2 separate regions of the Mus musculus genome follow, and region 2 is linked to region 1. Evidence: chromatin loops called from intact Hi-C (ENCODE). Cell type or tissue: heart. All regions are shown on one strand. Each heading gives the region's core, and the rest is flanking DNA. Links, peaks and the distances in the headings are about the cores only.

Region 1 (10,681 bases), core at 807-8,806:
ACTCATATTGAGACAGGTTGTTTGCATTATCTATTATAGGTCTCATATACCATCCAGGTACTGCCTATGAGCTGGACATATACCAAGTACTATCCTTCACATGGGGAAGTGCTGGTTCCTGGCAGGCTACAAACAGAAGACTGTCATTAAGTCACGGAAGCAGGTTGGAACACTTAGGACTTAGCTTGATCACAGTGCCTTCCATTTCATGTTTTCTCAGATCACTTATTCAGTAGACACTGTAGCGTGCATACTCTCCTGCTAGGTGACCAGCTAGCAGCTATCATTCCCAAGAAATAAGGTCTCACCTCTATGTTTGTTAATTTCTCACTGTGTCTGATATATAAACCATCCTAGATATCCGTGTGCCCTAGTTACCTTTAACGGTCAGCTCAACACAGCATTGAAGGGATTTTCACACCTGAGAAAGGATTTTCCATTGATGTGTTTCCAAGATTAGATTAACCTGGTGGGGAATTGTTCTAGTTCTTAATTGATATTGGAAGACCTAGACCACTGTAGGCAGCATCATCCCTGGATAAGTGGTTCTGAGCTAGTAAGAAAGCTAGCTAAGCATGAGGCAGCAAACAGCATTTCTTTATGGTTTCTGCTTCGGATTCCTGGGTGAGCTCCTGCCCTGACTTCCCTCAGTGATGGACTATGTCCTGGAAGCTTAAGCTAAATAAATCCCTTCCTCCTCTAAATTTCTTTTGATCAGAGTGCTTTTATCACAGCAACAGAAAGAAAACTAGAGCACAATATATATGAACGTTGAATATAGGTAGGATCCATTGTTCTGGTTTCAGGCCATACACACAGGGGTATGTACCCTGGAATAATTCACGTAAGCATCTCTCTTTAGCAGTGCTTAAGATAACTATAAAAACACAAACAATTGCAACTCTAGGTTGTATTTCATGTGGGTGCCTAACTTTCACTGCTGTTCAAAAGCTTGATCTTTAGAGCAAACAGGTTTGATTCTTGAGGAGACTCTCAGACTGTTGAGGGTGTGAAGACTCCAGAAGTCTTGTGGCCCACTGCTCATTTGCTGTGTCAGCCCTTTCCTTCTATGCTCCTTCTCCTGTGTCTTTTCTCTTTGAAGTCACTAGGATGCCACTCTCCACAAAATCAGTGGACTTTAAATGTCATTGAAGTCATATTAATTTGTGGAAAATCATTAGATTTTAAGCAGATATCCTGAGACAACTACTCATGACCACAGAGTATATGTGCAGCAATGTTTTGAGTGCTAGGAGCCTTGCACTAAAGCTTTGTCTGGGATGCTGGGTGTCCAAACGCCGATCCTCATGACTGTGTGGGAGGCACTTTACCAACTTAGCCGGCTTCCCACCCCTTCTTTACACTCCACCTCAATTCCCAAAGAATATTCACCATTCTGATACTCCAGTTTACTTTCATAACAGTCTAGGAACAAAGACTGTGAAGAGTGATTTCCTCACAGCCCCACAGCTAGAGCTGGGTTTCCCCCGTGAGGTACACAGTAGACTGCCTCCTCAATGGAATAAGAAGCCATAAGATGATTTAAAGCCAGAACAGAAGTATAATCACATTAGGTAGGAGTGTCAAAGGTTCATGGTCATCATTCTCTAATAGGAAGTTTGAAGCCAGCCTGGGCCACAGGAAACTCAGTCTCAAAACAGAAGATGATGATAAAGAGGAGGAGGCAGGGGTGGTTATGACTATAATCAGATTTATCTATCAAGACCACAATAACTTGGCTGGCTGAAGAGTAGCCTGCAGTGCAGATTCTGAGAAACATAAAACCGGAAATCAAATACAGAGCTTTCTTTGATTAGGGTGAGAAGTGGTGGTGTCCAGCACAAGGGGTAGGATGGGTAGCAGTGGAAATATTTAAGATACATTGTGAACATAGAGTCATGAGTCTTGTTCATGGATTGGAAATACCGCTGAGAAATGAGTTGTTTTTTTCTAGAAAGACTCTTAGCTCCCAGCCATACTCATGCAAACGACCCTATTAAATATAGCTGACATGGGCAGGAAAGTGGGAGAGGAACTTTCAGGGAAGAAGAGGTTCAGGGCAGGGGGAAAGGGATGAGAGTATCATAGGGATGGATGTGATCAAAGTGCATTATATATGTGTAAAACTATGACTGGCAGCAAATTTCAAAGACTCTTAGTTCCTGGTTGAGCAAGAGGGCAAGTCTTAGTGAGTACTCAGGTGAATCAGCTATAGAACAATCTGGAGAATTAGGAAAATAGTGAATTCTGTTTTTCTCAGAATGCTTGTCAGACATGTAGTAGTGACCCTTCAAGTGGAGAGTCAAATGTGCAGATAGTGAGCTCAGGACATGACCGGGTTGGATGTAGAAGACATAAATGTGGCCTTTGTTAGTGGAGCTCATCTCATTGAGATTATTAAATCATATGGAGAAGTATGCATAGGTGTTTATAAACAGTACGACGACAGGCTTTTCAAAGAAGTAGAGACATGACTAAAGTCTGAAGCAGGAATGGCATGGGCCAGTGGACGTGTTGCCCAGCTGCCTAGTCAGGTCACTTTTCTATGAGAAAAGACATATCAGGTCTTAGGTTAATTTCCCCCCCTTCTTGGTGCTAGGGTTGAATTCAGAGCTTCGTGTAAATGTTCTTACAGTGAACTTCATCACCAGCTTTTGTGTGCTAAACAGAAAGCATCTTTGTGAGTTTTCTGCTTTTATTTGTGGAAGATAAGACTTCACATAAATATATCTTAGCATAGCTATATTGGTCTTGCATAATGAGTGACTAGTGTAAGACAGTCATGATCTCCTACACAGTACTGCCTGTTGTCTGCTGGTCACATGATAGAAATGAGCCACATGATCAGAACTGGTATTTTAGAGGTGGTTGTGTACCTTTCCCCTGCTGATTAGATTCTAGCTCTTCTATGCTCTGCTCATTTAAGATGACACCCAGCATCCACATAACCACAAGGTGTGATCTTTCTAGAGCTGTGCTATCCCCATCCATCACTCTTCCTCATAGTCTGCCATGTAGGGCCTTTTATAGACACCCTGACATCCTTTATTGACAGAGCAAAGTTTGAAGCCAAGTAAGAAGCCTGGGAATGTTTGCAGTTCAAAGAACACAACACTGGAGACATGACTAGGACCTAGAGGCTGTGCACAGTTTTAAAAGTTGACATGCCATGGTGGCGCCGAAAGAGTTGACACTGTTCTAAAATTATCTTCTACAACATCAGACATTCTAAGATGGGTTTACTAACTCCCAGAGTCATCATTCTGTGTCACTAATAATTATATCTGAGTAGCTCTTAAAAGCGTGACACCTTTCTTTGTGTAATAGCTTTGCATGCTTGATCTCTCCACATACCTGTGCTGTTGTGTGCACATTTTTTAACTGAAAACAAAGGAAATACTTGTAATTTGAGTCAGGAACTTAACCATTTTCGAGTACTGACTCTTCCTGTTTGTCCATTTCACAGAAACGAAGATGCAGTCAGTCAGATGGCCGTCGCTCCCTTCCCGGAGCTATCACATTCTCCATCGCCTGTTGAGGTAAGATTGCAAGAAACAGTTCTCAGTGCACTCGATAGATTTCTCATTTCTGTAAGACCTTACCTTTTGATTTTTAATTACGTCATATCTATTAACTAGCAAATTTCCCTGCCTAAGATAGAAAGCTGTGGAGGTATGATTACAGTGTTAAATAAATATATTAGAATCAACTCACTAGTGTTGACTCTTCAGAGTTACAAAGTTCCTCAGATCTATTGGATGACCTAGCAATGGCCATGTATATGCTCAGTCCAGAGAGCCCCTGCAGCTGCTCAGTCCACGAAGCTGGAAGCTCAGAACAAGGAGGACTACAGTGTAGTCCCAGGCTGTCGCTGAAGGTCATGTCCTTGAGAATTGTTGCTGTGAGTCTGCATTGGAAGACAAAGCAGCTGAACTCTGATGTCCTCAGCACACTGGAGCAGTGATAGACACTTGCCAGGAGGAATGGCGCTTGCACCTGTGGTCTGATGTCTCCCTCTTCCTTTTCCTTCTGGGCACTCAGTCTCATGGATGGTACTGCTGACGTTTCAAGGTGTTTCTGACTTTCCCCCTCAGTTTCTACTGCATAGCTCAGTCATCTCTAGAAACATCCTCACATGTACTCTGTGAGGTGTGTACCCGACCCCGTGTCCTGAGTCCTGTCCAGATCAGTCACCATTAAATCAGAATTGATTCCAGTTGCATTTTTTAATCTGTTTTGCCCAGTTGTTTTAGGTAGGTTTTTACGCTGTGAACAGATACCTGACCAAAGCAACTCTTATAAGGACAACATTTAACTGTGGCTGGCTTATAGATTCAGAGGTTCAGTCTATTGTCATCAAGGCAGAAAGCATGGCACCATCCAGGCAGGCATGGTACAGGCAGAGCTGAGAGTTCTACATCTTCACCTGAAGGCTGCTAGCAGAATACTGACTTCCAGGCAGCAAAGAGGAGGGTCTTAAAGCCCACACCCACAGTGACACACCTACTCCAACAAGGCCACACCTACTTCAACAGGGCTACACCTTCTAATAGTGTCACTCCTTGGAATGGACTGAGCATATACAAACCATCACACCAGTTATTGTCAAATAAACTTCAAATTAAAAATTTGTAGCAAAGGGCAGTGGTGGTGTATGCCTTTAATCCCAGCACTTGGGAGGTAGAGGCAGGCGGATTTCTGAGTTTGAGGCCAGCCTGGTCTACAGAGTGAGTTCCAGGACAGCCAGGGCTACACAGAGAAACCCTGTCTTTAAAAAAACAAAAAACAAAAAACAAAACAAAAATTTGTAGCAATAAACATTGTCTTCATTGTCAGATTTCAGCAGTCTTGCTAACACTAAGGTTTTTTGTAGTTTTTTGTTTGGTTGGGGTTGTTTGTTTGTTTGTTTGTTTTTTAACTTATTTAAGACCTCAAAGGTTCTGAAGGTATAGCATTATAGTCTCTGGTATGCATCAGGCCCTGTGTTCAGTGTGTATTACCAAGAGACTGTAGTAGGAATGGTGAGAAAAGACTTGAAATAGATAGAAGACAGCTGACAGAGGGCCAGCCCCCCCTCCCCCCAGCCAGACTACCCGTTCCGATCCTGCAATTGTCCATGAGCCATGGAGCCCTGAACAGTTGCAGTTGCACTAACCCTTTGACCCACATTCTAGTTTTTTAAATAATAGTAACAATAGCTTCTGCCTTATTGCTTGGATTAAATAATGTATTGCAGAATATGTTGAGACCCCAGTAAATAACTGAGACCACAGATTGTAGTAAGCTATGTAAAAGCACCATGGCTTCATCTGTTTTCTTTTGCTGGGAATGGCTATAGATATCAACCACACGCCTTCCTTAGTGTGGTCCTGGCCAGCTGGTATCTGCAGCTTCCTGATGGGGGGTTTCACATGACAGGTGACTGAGGGTGCTGCTAGCTGTGCCAGGCCCTGTCTGGGTACTTCCAGTATTACTTTCATGATCCTTGCACCCAGACTCAGGTAGTGTTGTTATTTACAACTGTGAGAGGAAACCCGGAGGCTAAATCATATACCCATGAGCCTCTGTGCATACCTGACCATGACCACCAAGCCCCACACACCTGTCATGGAGATGAAAGAATCAGTGTATAGGAAGGACTTAGCACAGTTCATGCCACAGGGCAGCACTCAGCACAAGAGAACTGTTATTTAGAGAAATTTTAACGCAATTTTATAGTACATATTAAGAGCTATTGAAATTCATTTTTAAAAATTGTGCTAATCACTGAACTGATAAGTCACCATTAAAATTTTTTTCAGTCACCTATAAAAAAAGATTTTTTTATTATGTCTTAATCTTGCTGAATCAGTAATTAGCCAGAAAAAGGAACTTGGTGTCATTCAAAAGGGTATCATTATCTTATGAGCATTTAAAGACTGATTTTGCTGTTTATTTGTTTAGTTGGTTGGTTTTGGGTTTTGGTTTTAAAGCATGATCTTACTCTGTCGCGCTGGCTAGCCTAGAACTCATCCTCGTATATAGACCAGACTGGAGGTTAATCTCAAACTCATAGAGGTCTGTCTGCCTGCCTCGACCTCCCAAGTGCTGGGATTAAAAGTGAGCACACCTGGCCTGATTTTTCTTTTTAAATAAAGTGTGCTGTTAATGAGGTAGAAATTATTCCACTTATAATTTTCAAGATCCTAATCACAATAGCTCAATGCAGTATGCTGGAGTCAGCATTTCAGTTGATGGAGAATTAAGTCAAACAAGGTGCTTACATAATCCTTTCCTCCCTTCCTTCCTTCTTTCCTTCCTTCCTTCCTTCCTTCCTTCCTTCCTTCCTTCCTTCTTTCTTTCTTTCTTTCTTTCTTTCTTTCTTCCTTCCTTTCTTTTAAGATTTATTTATTTAATGTCTATGAACACACTGTCACTATCTTCAGACACACCAGAAGAGGGCATCAGATCTCACTACAGATGGTTGTGAGCCACTATATGGTTGCTGGGAATTGAACTCAGGACCTCTGTAAGAGCAACCCAGTGCTCTTAACCAATGAGCTATTTATCTGCACCACCAACCCATTTCCCACCCCCTACCCCCACTCCCATTTTTAAGGATGCAGCTCCAGAATTTCTTTTACAGTATTGCCATTTGAATTACATTCTCTGTTCTGGTGGCTCTAGTGACTGTCACCTCTGGAAAGGCACCTTCCTTTGGGTGGCATGAACTGTGAGCTCTCTTCACCAAGCTGCCCTTGTTTGCCTACATGGCAGTCACTCTGCTTTTATGCATAGGTGGTTCTGTGGGCTTTCAAGCATAACCTAGTATGTGGATGACAGAAGAACCAGTTTAAACCATACACTATATATTAAGTACAGCCATGCCATTGTTAAGTTGAACCTGACAACAGAAATGTGGCCTGACTTTTATTGTACGCTAGTGACATCTCACATTCCTCCCTTCATTTGGGAAACATTTATTAAGCTCTAACATCTGGCATAGTTCCAGCCAAGTTATTTTGGGCCCTTAGGTGCTAGGAGAGTCAGAAAAAAATACACCAGCAGAATATTGAATCACCGTGTGATGGTATTGTTGTGTCGTGCTGGCTTGTTTAATTTTCTTTCTACAAGTTGCATGTTGGTCATGTGACCTTGGTAAAGGTAGTTAACCTCCCAAAGCCTGTCTTCTCTATGAAGCCTCTTCTAAGTCTATCAGAAGGGAATAGTGAGACTCAAGTCCTAAGTCGGAAGAGTCCTCACAGCTATACATTTCCATGGCATTGTCAGCATTTCTATATACACACTTGACCACGGAGAGACCATTACTGCATTGTGTAGCAGTGTGTAAGCACAGCTCAGAAGTCAGGCATATTGCAGTCTGAACCTTCATCCTGTTAGAATTAGCACTATGAAATGCTCAGTCTGTTCCTGGCACACACTGAGAGTTTATTGTGGTTGTGCTCATATTACTACCTTGAATACACATTCCAGCTTCTGGAACCTTCCCTGTTCAATGATTATGAGCAAAATAGAATTTCTTCCTTTATTAAATTTTTTAATTTCTGAATTGACAAATGAAAAGTGTATGTATTTACCAGATTCAACATTGTTTTTTGAATATGTATACATTATGAGATGGCTAACCCAAAAAATAGCTTGCATTTCTTCACATATTTTTGTTGATTTGTCTGTGTGTGTGTGTGTGTAGGCGCACATGTGCACACTAATATTACTTGAAATCTTTTAGAGTACTGCATACCTATAATCCCAGCATTGAGGCCAAGGGTAAAAATAGTGAGTTTAAGGCTAGCCTGGGCTACATACAAGCTCCAAGCTAACCTAGGCTATATAACAATATCCTAACTCAACACATAATAAAAAAAAAACAACAAAAAAACAAAAACAAGGGCTGGAGAGATGGCTCAAAGGTTGAGAGCACTGACCGAAGGTCCCGAGTTCAAATCCTAGCAACCACATGACTCACACCCATCCATAATGAGACTAATGCCCTCTTCTGGGATATCTGAAGACAGCTACAGTGTACTTACATATAGTAAATAAATAAATAAATCTTTTTTAAAAAATAAAAAAACCACCCTCTTATTTTCAAGACTACAGGCATTGCTTTTAATTACAGTCTAATTTTATGCACCTTATCCTTATTTGCCCAGTCTAACTGAAATTTTGGAGCTCTTGACTTACATCCTCTCAGCTCCACCACTCTTTCCCCGTAAGCACTACTCGCTGCTTCTGTGAGATAAAGTGAAATCATGTGATATTGTACTTTGAATACCTGACTCATCTACTCATGTTATCTGCCTGTGTCATCACAAAGTATTATTATTATTATTATTACTTTTATTAATACAGGTAGGTTTACACATTGTACTATAAGCCTCATTTTCCTCCAGCCATCTATTGACAAAAGCTTAGATGATCTGTTCCTTTGTAACTGTGGATATTGCTGCAATGAATGTGAGTGTGTATTTCATTTCCTTGGTTGGATTTTTTTTTTGTTTTTTTGTTTGTTTATTTTTTTGGATGGTTGGTTGGTTTTATTTTTTCGAGATAGGGTTCCTCTGTGTAGCCCTAGCTGTCCTGGAATTCACTCTGTAGACCAGGCTGGCCTCAAACTCAAAAATCTGCTTGTCTCTGACTCCCAACTTCTGGGATTAAAGGCGTGTGCCACAACTGCCCCTTTTGGGTGGATTTTAAAACGTGTTACTACTGCCGTGTGTGGCAGCACTTAGCTCCCAACAGTGGACACTAAGGCAAGAGAACCATGGGCCCAGCCAGTCTGGGTGGCATAGTGAGACTCCGTGTGTTTAAAAGAAGGTTTGGTAGAAGAAGCTGAAACATGGACGAAGAGTACATGGGGAGTAGAGAAGGAGGTGAATGAAGGGACATAATAGACACTGTGGGGAACTAGACTAAGGGTACATGAGAGAGAGTAGAATTCTAAACTCCAGCATGGCTGAGTGACATGCTGTGGGCACTTGGAGGTCCCCGAAGCATCTGAACGGGGGATGATCAGGCCAGGGTTAGTTGAGTAGAAATGTTAAAGGTATGAGGTGGCCCCTGCCATAAAGGCACTTGCTGCAGAGCCTGATAGCCTGCATCCAATCCCTGAAACCACCTGGGAACCAAAGCACGTACTCACATATCATAAACAAAGAAAACAAACGTTTCTCAAAGAAAGATGCCTCAACTGAGGAGGGAAACCCAGTTAACATGTCACTGCGGTGATCCCATAGAGATCGTCACTGCGGTGATCCCATAGAGATCGTCACTGCGGTGATCCCGTAGAGATCGTCACTGCAGTGATCCCATAGAGATCGGGAGGGCTCAGCTAGAGCCAGGATGTAGATGTTCACGTGATCCCTCCATGAGGAGGCCTGGATCTTGTCTCTGCAGCAGGAGCTTCTAGTTTCCTTTTACCTCAAGGCTGTGCTTTCTGAATAGCTGTTGAGAGGGACTGCCAGCCTTGGAGTGCAGAAACAGTTATAGAGGGTCAACCATTGCCAAAATTTCCCTTTTACCTTTAACTGTGCACTGTCTTTCTGGAATTCTGATTTATCTAATAGTAAAGGTTTTCAGGTAAGCAGTTAGGAGAAGGAAATTCAGTTTGTCATATCTAGTAAACAGAATTTTCTTTTTCAAAAAGAAGTATTTAAGAACTTCTGCTGTGGTGAGAGTTAAAAGCCCTGAGTGGTATTTTGGTAAAATGTGTTAGATTTAGGGGCACAGACATAAACACAGTCTAAAGCCACAATCATGAGTCTTCTTTTTAAAATAAAGACAGCTTAGCTGGGTGTGGTGGCACATCTCTTTAATCCCCACCGAAGAGGCCAGCCAGGCAGCCAGAGCTTAATGGCATCTCACATCAGAGAAAGACAGTTATTTCTATTGATGTATTCTTGAGCCGTTGGATGAGGAATCGTGTTAGACATGTCTTCTAAACCACAAGAACCCCTTTAGCCAGACTGATGTTCTGCCCTCACATAAAGTAACCTTTTGCCCTTAAGGTTCTTTCTATCCAGTTGGTAGGAATCTGTGGGAAAACCATATATTGAAAAAAAATAGCAGAAAAATAAACTAGCAAGCAAGGTATAGCAGAACATGCCCCAGTATTCAAGGTCTAGAGACAAGGGGTGTCAATCCAGCGACAGCCTAGGCCATGTATGGAGACCATCTCAAGAATTATTGAGTTGGAAGGCTGGGGAGGGACTCAATAAAGCACCTGCTGCACAGGCATGAGAGCCTGAGTTCGGATCTTAGCACCAGTGTCATAGCTGCACCTGGTAGAGCTTGACTGTCGTCGCAGTGCTGACCAGCCCAGCACGCCAGCTGGTGGGCTCCAGGGTCGCTCTTGTCTTGCCTGTGTGCGTGCTTTTGCTCACACATACACTCATACTTTTTTTTTAACTATTAAAAAACTTCATGCACTGTTCCTATCATGGTTTCCCCTCCCCCATTTTCACCCAGATCCTCCCCACTCATCCAGCTCCAGGGCTTCTCTATTTAGAAAGAAAAGGAAACAAACCAGAAGAAAGACAGACAGACGGGCAGATGGGCAGACCGATGGATGGATTGATAGCCCAAAAAAGGCACAAGAAACACACACAGATACACAAACAAAACAAAGCAAAAACATCTAAACAGCCAGGCAGTGGTGGCGCATGCCTTTAATCCCAGCACT
Region 2 (10,681 bases), core at 1,076-9,075, 49 kb before region 1:
CAATGAATTCCTGCCATGACTTCTTTCAGTGATGGACTACAATATGGAAGTGCCAGCCAAATAAACCCTTTTCTCCCCAACTTGCTTGGGTCATGGTGTTTCATCATAACAATAGTACTCCTAACTAAGACATGTATTATCATGTCTACCAAGATTTAACAATAACTGAGTTTTTCTGCATTTCTTTCATCTATACATTATTTTTCTTTTATTTTTTTTTCATTCCTAAATAGTTTGTCACTCCATACACACATATGCACTACTTAAAAATACAGCTGCAGGAGCACACAGCTGGACTCCTGTGCTAGAGAAGCTGAGCAAGGAATCGATGTTCCCGGATGAAACAAGCACCCTGCTTCCAGGCCAACTGCAAAACATAGCTGGAATTTCCTGGTAGCTCTGTGTGTGTCTATGTGTGTCTGTGTGTGTGTTTGTGCATCTATGTGCGTGTGCGTACCTGTCCCTCCACCTCTCCAAGCTTGAATAACCTTCATGCTGAGGAGAAGTTGAGGCTTTCTGTGCCAATAAAGCACTCCCAGCCTGTTGATCAAGTCTTTCTGCTTCTCTGTCTCATTTTTCTTATGTGTTTGGGTTGTTTTGCTGTTGTTGTTGTTGTGTGTTGTTGTTTTACTGTAAATGCGTCTTGTCAAGGTTCCCATCGATGATTTAGAGTGTGCCAAATGGTAACCATTATGTCTAACAAGAAAGGTTCACTTTAACTTTATTACTAGTATAAAGCTCGTGTAAGTTTTTTTGTAAGCATGTTGATTTGTTTAGTTTTGATGCACCTAGTGGGAAAACTGTAGATATCTCTCCTAGTGGAGACCACCCACACTCTTACACATACCTTGTGTGCTGTCTTCAGAAAATAATGATTCTTGCTCAAGTTGTCTCTCTTATTTTATTATTTTTAATTTAATTTTATTTTTGTATCTAACACAGAATCAGTTTTTATGTGTAAAGGGAAGGAAATTATTTAAAATAGAAATACTGTGTAGTTTTGGCCATCTCTTCCATCTATACATTATTTTGGGTTTCAGAGGCCAACTCTCTGGCTCTGTGTCACACTGAAATCCATTATTCTCACCTTGCTTTACCTCCCTTTTGGTAAATCTGAGGATTCCTTCCTATCTGAATCTTCATAAAAACCAGAGGAGTTCAGCTGTCCATCCTAGGAGCACTGTCTAGCACATAAGAGCAACATGTATATTCATTACTCTTGTGCTTAATGGCTTCATGGTTTCATGTTCTGATTGTTAATTTCCCATATAGATTTGTATAACATTATCAAGCCTGCATGCATGCTGGCAAAAATATTGACTATACTACATAGCCTGCATTTTTGGTTGTAATATCAGTTTCTTTACACTAATATGTTGTTATCATTTTCTGTTAGGTGTGACTTTTCACCTGAGATTTGCCACTTGAGCTACCATTTTGTTTCTTCTGTGCTGTGATTTTTCCTTCAGATATTTTTACTTTTCAAGCTTGTGTGCACTAACTCTGAAAATTAAAGGTTGTTTATTAAATAAGAAAAAAAAAAGACTGGGATTTCCATCATAACTGATTTTAACAAGTGACATTATTGTACTTACTGCACAGGCAAAAATGTTTATAATCCTGCCTTTGTGTGCCTGTGTTATTGGAAGCAGATCAAGTAGCTAAACCATCTGAAACTGCCTTGAGTCTTTATTCCAGTGCGTTGAGCATTTGCTATTAAAATACTAGGCAGTGGCTTGAATTAAGTGTCTTTCTGGGAGAAAGGCTTTGTTACTTAGCAACACCTAATATCCTGTGCTGATGGCAAAGCACTCCAAGACCCACTAGAGAAATCCTTCTGGCTTTCTTGGACAAGGAAAAGACATCTGGTGTGTTGATAGAGAATTATGAGTAACTGGCGATTAGGGGGCGGGGGCGGGGGTTGTCTTTGTTGTTGTTTTTCCAAATAACGTCATCACGGGAGTGGAAACATCCAAGTTTAAAACAAACTTCACTGCTGAGCAGAGCTATAAAACTGTTCTATCCAATGATACTGATCTGATATTCATTCAGGGTATGTGCGTGAGTCAGGGTTACAGGGAAGATGGATACTTATTTCCTCGTCGCTTCTCTTGTTTGAAGGGACAATTCTGTGGAGGTGTTTAGAGAAACAATATCTTTCCATCTTAGGTACTGGTACAGAATAACTGAAGAAATAAAACAGCTTTATTGAATACTTTTGAGAGGAAATAAGTTCCAAAGAAAGGAATAAACTTAATATAAAAATCGTCTTGGAGTGTGTTCTGATGGTGATAAACATGGCCACTGTGTTTGTGTAGGGTCGCCTCTGAAGCCTTGTGTTTTCAGGGAAACATGCTCCTAGGCCCAGTGTAGACTGGGCATCTCTGCAGTGACCCTAACAACCTGCTTGAGAATTGATCAAAAAATCTTTCTAGGCATCATTTCCTGCTTCAGGGCAATGAGTGACCTTGTTTCTGCCAGTTTCTCAGGTGTCAAGCTCTGTATTTTTGGGAAGTAGGGAGCTTGTCATGCACGCAATAAAAACGTCAACAAAACAGTTGAGCCTTTGCTGTTTGGGGGTACCCATGGTCTCAGCTTCTTGGGTGGTGGAGGTAGATTCTTGAATTCAAGAAACTCTTCAGGGACATAGGCAATGCAGTGATATGGTCTCGATAAATAAGTAAATGATAAATAAATAAACAAAAGGATGGTATAACTGAGCTGGTTTCTAAATGGTTCATTCTTGTCTAGCATGAATGTAGGAAGCCTGGGTTCACCCCAGCACCACAATGAAGAACACAGACTGTAATCAGATGTGGTAAGATTCTGTATCTTATAACAACCTTTTGTTGCTTAAAACTAGTATTTAATTTGTGATTTTTTTTATGTCTGGATATGTATATATGTTTGTGTATACAGAAAAGAATATATGAATTTTAAGTTGTCATTTTATGAGAGAGTCTGGCTGGATATTAGTACAAAACAGTATGCTCAATTCTACCACTTGATAATAATACATTGCTCACGGTGTTCATGCTAGTTGTCATGGAAAGGACTTGTGGTAGCCTGAGCTCAGCCCCACATGGGGTTCCCTTGCTGTAAAACCACATGTCTGAGGCTCCAGACATGTGCTGACTGGCAGCCTAGAATTGAAATTTCAGAGCTAGGGAATGTTGTCCTGATGCTTCAGAGATACACACTGAGTTTGATGGTTGGCCAACATGCTAACTTGACTTTTCTTTCCCCATTTTTGAAACTATAGTTCACCTTTCATTAAACCTACTGACTAGAATACAATTACTGGGAATTGCTTGTCTCTGGGATTGGTGGAGGATGTACTTGAACGTCGGGAGGAAGCAAGAAGTGGCTAGGATTTTAAAGTTCTTCATTGTGTGGCCCAAAGGAATCTCGTATTTAATCCTGAGTTGTGGTAGTAGAGACAGGGAATTTTGCTGAGATGGTACTTGTGAAGGGCTGCCTTCAACCTGATATCTGGATTATCATGATTGACTGTCAGGATCTTTACTGGGAAATGTACTGCATTGCATGGGAGAAGATTCTATGGTGACCCACAGGAATCACATCGGTACCTTCTCATGGAAACAGGTTCATAATCAATGCCCGGGTTCACCAGTGTGGAATCTCATCAGCTGGGGCCCAGTCACTATTTCTTTTCAAAAGCACCACATTTAATATGTAGTATGGGGGAAGAGTTGTATCTTTGTATTGCCCATCAAAAGGTTCATAGCAAAGACGACTGTGACAAAAAGTCAAACTAACAGAGAACATTTTTAAAAACTTTTCGTAGTTTATTTATTGTTCATGTGCAATGGGGTACACATGGCGGTCAGAGGATTGCTTGAGTTAGTTGGTTCTCTGTTACTATGATGTGTATCCTGGGAACTGAACTCAGTTGCCAAACTTGGAAACAAGCATTTTTTGCCTTCTAACCCATTTCTCTGGTCCCAGTCACAATATTTATTGATCTAAAATTTCACATGACACTGGATCCTTTAGAAATGAAGATCCAAAATATCAGAAAACTGTCTTTAAAGACAGGCAAACAGAAAGATGATTGGAGAAGATGGTCTGATGGTGCCACACTAGGTGGAATTCTACATGCCCTGTCCTCTGGTTCTTGCCTCCCTAGTTCTTTCCCTCACGTAATAGAGAGAGGGAGTAAGTCAGAGAGGAACCATCCTTGGCTTCAATCAAGAAAGAGGAGTTCTGGGTCCAGTGACCTGCCTGAGGGGCTGAGTAGCAGGACTCTCTTCTGCAGTTTTATCAGCAGCTCCTAGTGCACTTCTCTTGGGCCAACTGCTGTGTTTGGGGTGTTGCGTGCTGAGCGCTGGCAGTGACTACACTGACCAGTCCCCAGGTGGACAGGCTGGGTGAGCGCTGCTGCAGCTCCTTAAAGAGGACGTAAGGGTCCTGAGCTTAAGGCCTGCCTGTGTCACACAGCAGGACCTATCTCAAAGAGAAAGCTAGAATGAATAAGAAAAGTGTGGAGGGAGCTTCGGAACTGCCACTGATCCCCCATCATCTAAGGGCAAGCAGAACAGACTGGACCCCATGGGTGCAGGAGACCCAACCGAGCTCTGGCTGAATTGTCTCAGCTGCCTGTCAATCATACCATCCGTGTGGGAAGGACTCAGGGGCAGAGCGAGTGGTGAGGTCGCCTTCATGTGAGGAGCTATTGTGAGGAGGTAGGATTTCTAAACATAGCACCTCAGACTGAGGGACAGACCTAAAGTCTCTCTTAAAAACAGCATTAGGGGAATGTAAGATGAGCTAGTAGAGAGCAATTTATTTTAAGTTTTGGATATGCCAACTTCATGGCCTTTTATAAGGCCTTTCCTCTAAAGTCTTCTTTCTCTGTAAAACAGAATTCAGTTACACGGTTTGTTTCATCTTTCCCAGGGATGGGGAAAATACAGAAATTAGTATATCAAAGAAGTAGAATCGTCTTCTTTTATCCTCTTCAAGCTGTGAATCTAAAAATAAGTTGTAGGATAACAAATGCAGGGGCTGAAATGTTAGTCGAGTGTCCTGAGCTGGCATTTGGCCATGCTGCTGTTGCTAAGTATAAGCTTTATTCTGGAGAGATGCCAGGGCCTAGGACGTGCGAAGCACACTCTGCCACTGAACTTCACCCCCACCACCACCACCACATCCCTAACAGTAATACATTTTGAATATAAATCTAAAGATGGAATGGTGCCACTTTTAAGTGAAAGAGGCATTCTTTGGAACAACACTGTGACTTTAGATCTGAAATAGGCTTTCTGTCCTTTGGGAGTGGTGTTGGGATGGTTGCAGAGCAGTTGAAGAGCCATAGGGCAGCCTGTGCGTGTGCCTTTCAGTCGGTGTAGCCTGAGCTTAGCACACCAAAGCACTGGCAGCAGTGGGCTGAATGAACAAGAACTCAATTAGAGCTGGGCGACAACCTCATCAGCTACCGGCTGCTCACCCTTGGCAAGGGACTTAAGACTTGAGCCTTCTTTCTAAAGTCTGGAACACGGAGATGATAGATCATTCTTTCCAGAGGAGAAGAAAGTGGAGTGGAAGATTCACCAGCACCTCTGCAACTTGCCAGGCGCCCCACAAACTGTCAGTAAACCCTCAAGTGATGCAAGATGCTCCACTCTGTCTATAAAAGTGAAAAGTCCAGGGCGTGACTGGATGTTACATCTGTTAGTTCGTCTGTTAGCATTAAGTAAGTTAGCACTGGAGCAAGCTTGATGCAGAGTCATTGAAGTGGCCCAGGGCTCCAGCACTGTGTACCAACTAGTCTTATCTTCAGTTGACTGCAGCTGTGGACACTATTCATCTTCCTGTTCACTCACTAAATAGGTGGTGGAGACTAGGGTGTGGCTCCAGTATTGGGTATTATCACATATGTAAGGCTCTGAGCTTGACTCCTGGGGAGGAGGCACTAAATAAATAAATAAATAAATAGTTTCCGCCCCTAGGTTTTTTTTTTCTTGAAGCTTTTATTTCTCAGAGTTATAACTAGTCATGTGTGTATATGTGACAGATTTCATGGGATGAGTTCCTTTGGTTTTACAACTTTACTGCGAAGTGGATTCCATTCATATTTGTTCATTGACTCAGTGAGTGTGTAACTGTGGCAATTGAAAACTCAGGCCGGGAAAATTAACCTTCTAGTCTCACGAAGTAAGATTAACAAATCTACATTTTAGACCCTACCTGATTAATATGAGAATCAGGTTTTGAGGTGCATTAGGTTAACAGTAGGGCTTTGGATGCGTATGTTTGAAAAACACGAGAGACTTTTGACCACTTTTGGTGATGTTTGGCTATCCTGTCTTCAAGTTTGCTGGTACACTGCCCAGGCGCTGCAGTCCTGAGAGCTTTTTCACCATCCCTAGCTGGAGCGACTTGAACGCCAGTTTTCAAGCTGCCTCTGTGCTTTGCATCCACAGGCAGCACTGGTTGAGCAGTGCTCCCTTGCGCCTCGAGCTGTGCTTGGTACCCTCGCTGGCAGTAACTAAGAGAAGCAACCTGAAAGGTAGAGGATGGTGTCGGCCTCTTCCTTGGGAATCCCAGTGGAGACTGAGTACTTTTTGGTTTTTGTTTCTTCTTAATGTCATCAGGAGAAAAGCATTACTTACTTTCAAATGGCAGTTTCCCTCATGGCAGAGGAAATTAAGAAGAAAAGAACAGCTTTGTCATCAATTCAAAATTCATTTCAGACATCATTAACTAAGCATTGAAAACAAGAGCATGGTTCTCTCTTCCTTCCCTGTGCATTATCTGGACACCTGTATTTGAGGTTATTTTAGGGAACATGTGCTCTTAAGGAGACCTTACTTTGACAGATAGGTTTGGCATGTAAAAAAGATCCACAAACTCGAGACACAGTGACTCAGCAGGCATTTAAACTTAATTCTGTTTACCACCTCAGCTCTAAGAGTCCATTCAATGTTCATTCAGAGTGCCTGGGCATCACACAGTTAGTTCTCTCCGTTGGAGACCATAGAGGTTTACCAAAGGAGAGTCTTTGTCATGACTGACTTACACAGCTAAACAGTTGAATCCACTTTGATCAATTTCATCTTGAATCTTTCAGAACGACCAGGTGAGTTTATTGTTGTTGTTGCTGCTGCTGCTGTTGTAAAATAGCATAGTAGCATGATTTTATGTTGATTCCCTCACTGTACATTTCTGTATGTTTCATAAAGAGCCAGCATATAAAGCATATGGAATTTGAATGCACATGTGGGTTCTATAAGAGAGCAGGCTGAGCAAGCCAGTAAGCAACACCCCTTCATGGCTTCTGCATCAATTGCTGCCTCCAGGTTCTAGCCCTGTTTAAGTTCCTGTCCTTGCTGTTATATGGAACTGTGAATGAAATAAGCCCTTTGTTCTCAGGTTGCTTTTGGTCATGGTGTTTCATCACAGCAATGGTAACCCTGAGACAGCACCTATGTCACATTGGGCAGCTGCATATAGCAAGACTGAGGGTTGTTTGGAGTGGCCGTGACTACCAGCACTACAACCCCTGTGTGTGTTTTCACCTCTGTGGAGGCTATTGATAGTTTTCATGCCTGGCTGGGTGTTAGTGTGTTTTCTTTTGATAACCTCATTTATTTAATGTCTCATTTGCTATTTTAATAGAGCATTTATTTGGGGGATGTAGGAGGGATAGAACCCAAGGTCTCACATAATGGGCTCCACTTCTGGTCTACAACCCCTGCCCTAAATATTCCATTTAATTTGCTATTGTGAACTTTTTGAAGCATTTTTTAGCATTTCCTCATATACCTGAGGTTTTTGAGTTTATATGTTGGAGTTAGATGTCTTTTTGTACTTTACTTGTAAAACTTTCATTTATTAATTCCAAAGAATTAGTAAGTGAAGCATCTCTCTTTGTTATATTCTTCTACCTATAGATATAACGTAAGAAAGTATCCTCTTTTATCAACTATTTTATCTTTAATCTTAAAAAATGCATACCTATCCCTCTCTATTAGCATCACTTTGAACTTTATCCTTTAGGCTCCTGCCATGGTGATTTTTAACTGTCTTCAGAATATGCTCTTAGCTTGAATCATATTAAATTGTTCCATGGTGGCCAGGAAGCAAAGAGGGTTTGCTTTCATAACAAAACCCTTTCCTCCAATTCCCTTAAGCTATGAATCCATAATGGAGTATTTCACTGATTCAGTGAGAACCATTTTGATCCAGTCAGGTCCCACACCCTTGCTCAGCCCCATTAAAAAACCAAGTCCTCATGCAGACGCTGTGGGGACATTTCAGATCTAAGCCACAAATTGGCGATTACATAACAGGTTTCCTAAGGGCACAATCTTCATTTCTTGCTGAATATCTGTCTGCCAGGGGAGGGAAAAGTGAGGATTGTGCCAGGCGTAAGTGTTGCACCCCAGTCACCCTGTCATTTGGGAGATCGGACCCGAGGGTCAGAAGTTCAGGATCATCTTCAGCCACATACTGAGTATGAAGCCAGCATGGGCTACATGACATACTGCCTCAAGCAGCGGCAAAATTGTCATACCAGCCTGGAAAGTGATGTGGCATCTGGATGGCGGTGTGTGAGGGGGCGCTCAGTAGGTAAAGTTGTGGAGGCATGAGGACCAGAGTTGGGAGCTCCAGCCCAGAATTAGGTCTGAAACTCCAGCACTGGGTCAGAGACAAGTGGAGCCCTGAGGTCATTGCCCAGTCAGCCTCATCCATCGGTTCAGTTAGCTATCGCTTCAGTCCTGAAATTGGACACACATATATATTATACGTTTTGGGGTTTTTGTTTATTCGTGTTTTCTTCTTTTTCTTTTTCTTTTTTTTTAAACAGGACCTTGATATGTAGCTTAGGTTGGCATCGAAGTGGCGATCCCCCTGCCTCAGCTTCCTGCATCCTAAAGCACCTCCTATCACATCCAGCTTTGTCATATGAATGTTTCCATCCGCCAGCATATAATTTGTGGCACAGTTATTTGTACCAGTCTCATATAAACAAACCTGTCTGTGTTTACTTTTCACTTGCGTAATGTACTTGCTGAGCTGGTGCTGTGTGAGATGAGGGACCAGCCGGAGCCGCATTCTCTCTGCTGACGTACTAGTGTGGTTTTGTTGTGCGAATCCAGCACAGGTGAAACGTGGCCCAACTAGCAGGCAGGCAGAAGGTTTAGACCATAATGTAGAGGTGACAGGTCACAGGGCTTCCTTGCTTGCTCTTTGTTGCTATGATAAACACCATGACCAAAAGCAACTTGAGGAGGAAAGGGTTTATTCCAGCTTATCATTTATTGTCCATCTTGAGGAAAAGTCAGGGCAGGACCTGAAGGAGATCATGAAGGAATACTGCAGATTACTACCTTTCTCACCAAGGCTTGAGCAGCCTGCTTTCTTATATAACCCGAGATCATCTGCCTGGGGCTGGCACCACACGCCTGGGCTTTCCTCTTGCACGTCAATCAAGAAAATGCACCACAGACTTGCCTATAAGCCAGTCTCATGGGGCCGTTTTCTAGTTAAGTGTCCCTCTTCCCAGGTGATGCTACATTGTGCCATGTTGATTTAAAAAAAAAAAAAAAGCCAGCACATAAGGTGAAATATAAGATGGAAAGATAGATGTTGAATGCACATAAACTATGACTATTAAGACCATCGACATAGTGAAGGCTATAACCCCACGGAGATAAAACATTGCCCTGTTTGAAGGCTGTGTGGGCATGTGTGGATCACTTCCACATCTGCTTAGTTTCCCCTTCTTTTACTCATTTATCCAATGTTAATTTATGCTGTTTCTATATTTTTAGGAGTATATTTTAGAATATGGGCTGCTGGCAAGTGGAAACATTCTTGCCAGTCACACACATGGCCTTGAACTCAATCCCTAGTTTGACAAACTTACAGTTTTATATAACTATATTTTAAGTATAATAAACTGTTGATTATTTTCTAACTAATAATTGTTATTATTTCTACTCTCATGAGTTCAATACTTTACCTCTAAAACCAAATATTTTGCTCATCCGTCACTGTTAGTGGATATTCTAACCCTTCTTGTCAAGGTGGAGGCTCACAGCCATGGTGTCCCTGTATTCTGGTATGTGCCTGCAGGAGAAACAGTCCACGAAAGGCTGAGCTAACAGGAACGAGAAGTGAGAAGCTTCGTGGGCAGTCTGAACTCAAGTGGAGATAAAAATTATTGCTAAGCATAGCTTAGCCATAAGGTCATGAAAAGCTTATATGATTTATTCTCAGAGCACTGTAGATGAACTGTATGCCCTAAGTATGGGAGAATGCTCATGTCTCCTTAATGCAGACTCATGCTCTATTTTTTTTCATGTTTAATATAGAAAAGATCAGGCAAAGATATGCAGACCTGCCGGGAGAACTACACATTATCGAACTGGAAAAGGACAAGAATGGACTGGGGCTCAGTCTCGCTGGCAATAAGGACAGGTCACGGATGAGCATCTTCGTGGTGGGGATTAATCCGGAGGGACCTGCTGCTGCAGACGGACGGATGCGGATTGGAGACGAGCTGCTAGAGGTGAGAGCCATTTGTTTTCAGGTTGTCCTTTGGTGCAGAGACTAGGTATGGAGGGTAGCATACAGAAGAGCCTATTTGGATTCTTTTATGAATATGTGAGAACCAGCCGAGTCTGTAGGTAGCTGGCCGTGGTGTCACCAC

The links. A loop is a pair of places that touch in the nucleus more often than their neighbours do. Peaks named below come from ENCODE experiments on the same cell type or tissue, not always from the same donor. Only the 100,000 strongest peaks of a DNase experiment are listed, where the experiment ranks them.
Region 2: a loop joins it to region 1, with 2.1 times the contacts of the local background. A loop is called at or near these places in 2 of 42 quality-filtered maps.

What each region holds. Positions count from the first base shown.
Region 1 is chr4:98,607,602-98,618,282 of GRCm38, forward strand. Patj (PATJ, crumbs cell polarity complex component) reads left to right here. Exons shown (of 44, transcript NM_172696.2): 30 at 3,467-3,539. Among named protein-coding and RNA genes, the nearest start is that of Gm40210, 33 kb to the left of the region's middle. In heart, for the core only: no CTCF peak of the experiment used is centred there; no DNase peak of the experiment used is centred there; H3K27ac peaks cover 925 bases.
Region 2 is chr4:98,558,596-98,569,276 of GRCm38, forward strand. It overlaps Patj (PATJ, crumbs cell polarity complex component), which reads left to right. Exons shown (of 44, transcript NM_172696.2): 28 at 10,344-10,540. Among named protein-coding and RNA genes, the nearest start is that of Gm40210, 16 kb to the right of the region's middle. In heart, for the core only: no CTCF peak of the experiment used is centred there; a DNase peak (open chromatin) is centred at 5,076; H3K27ac peaks cover 1,833 bases.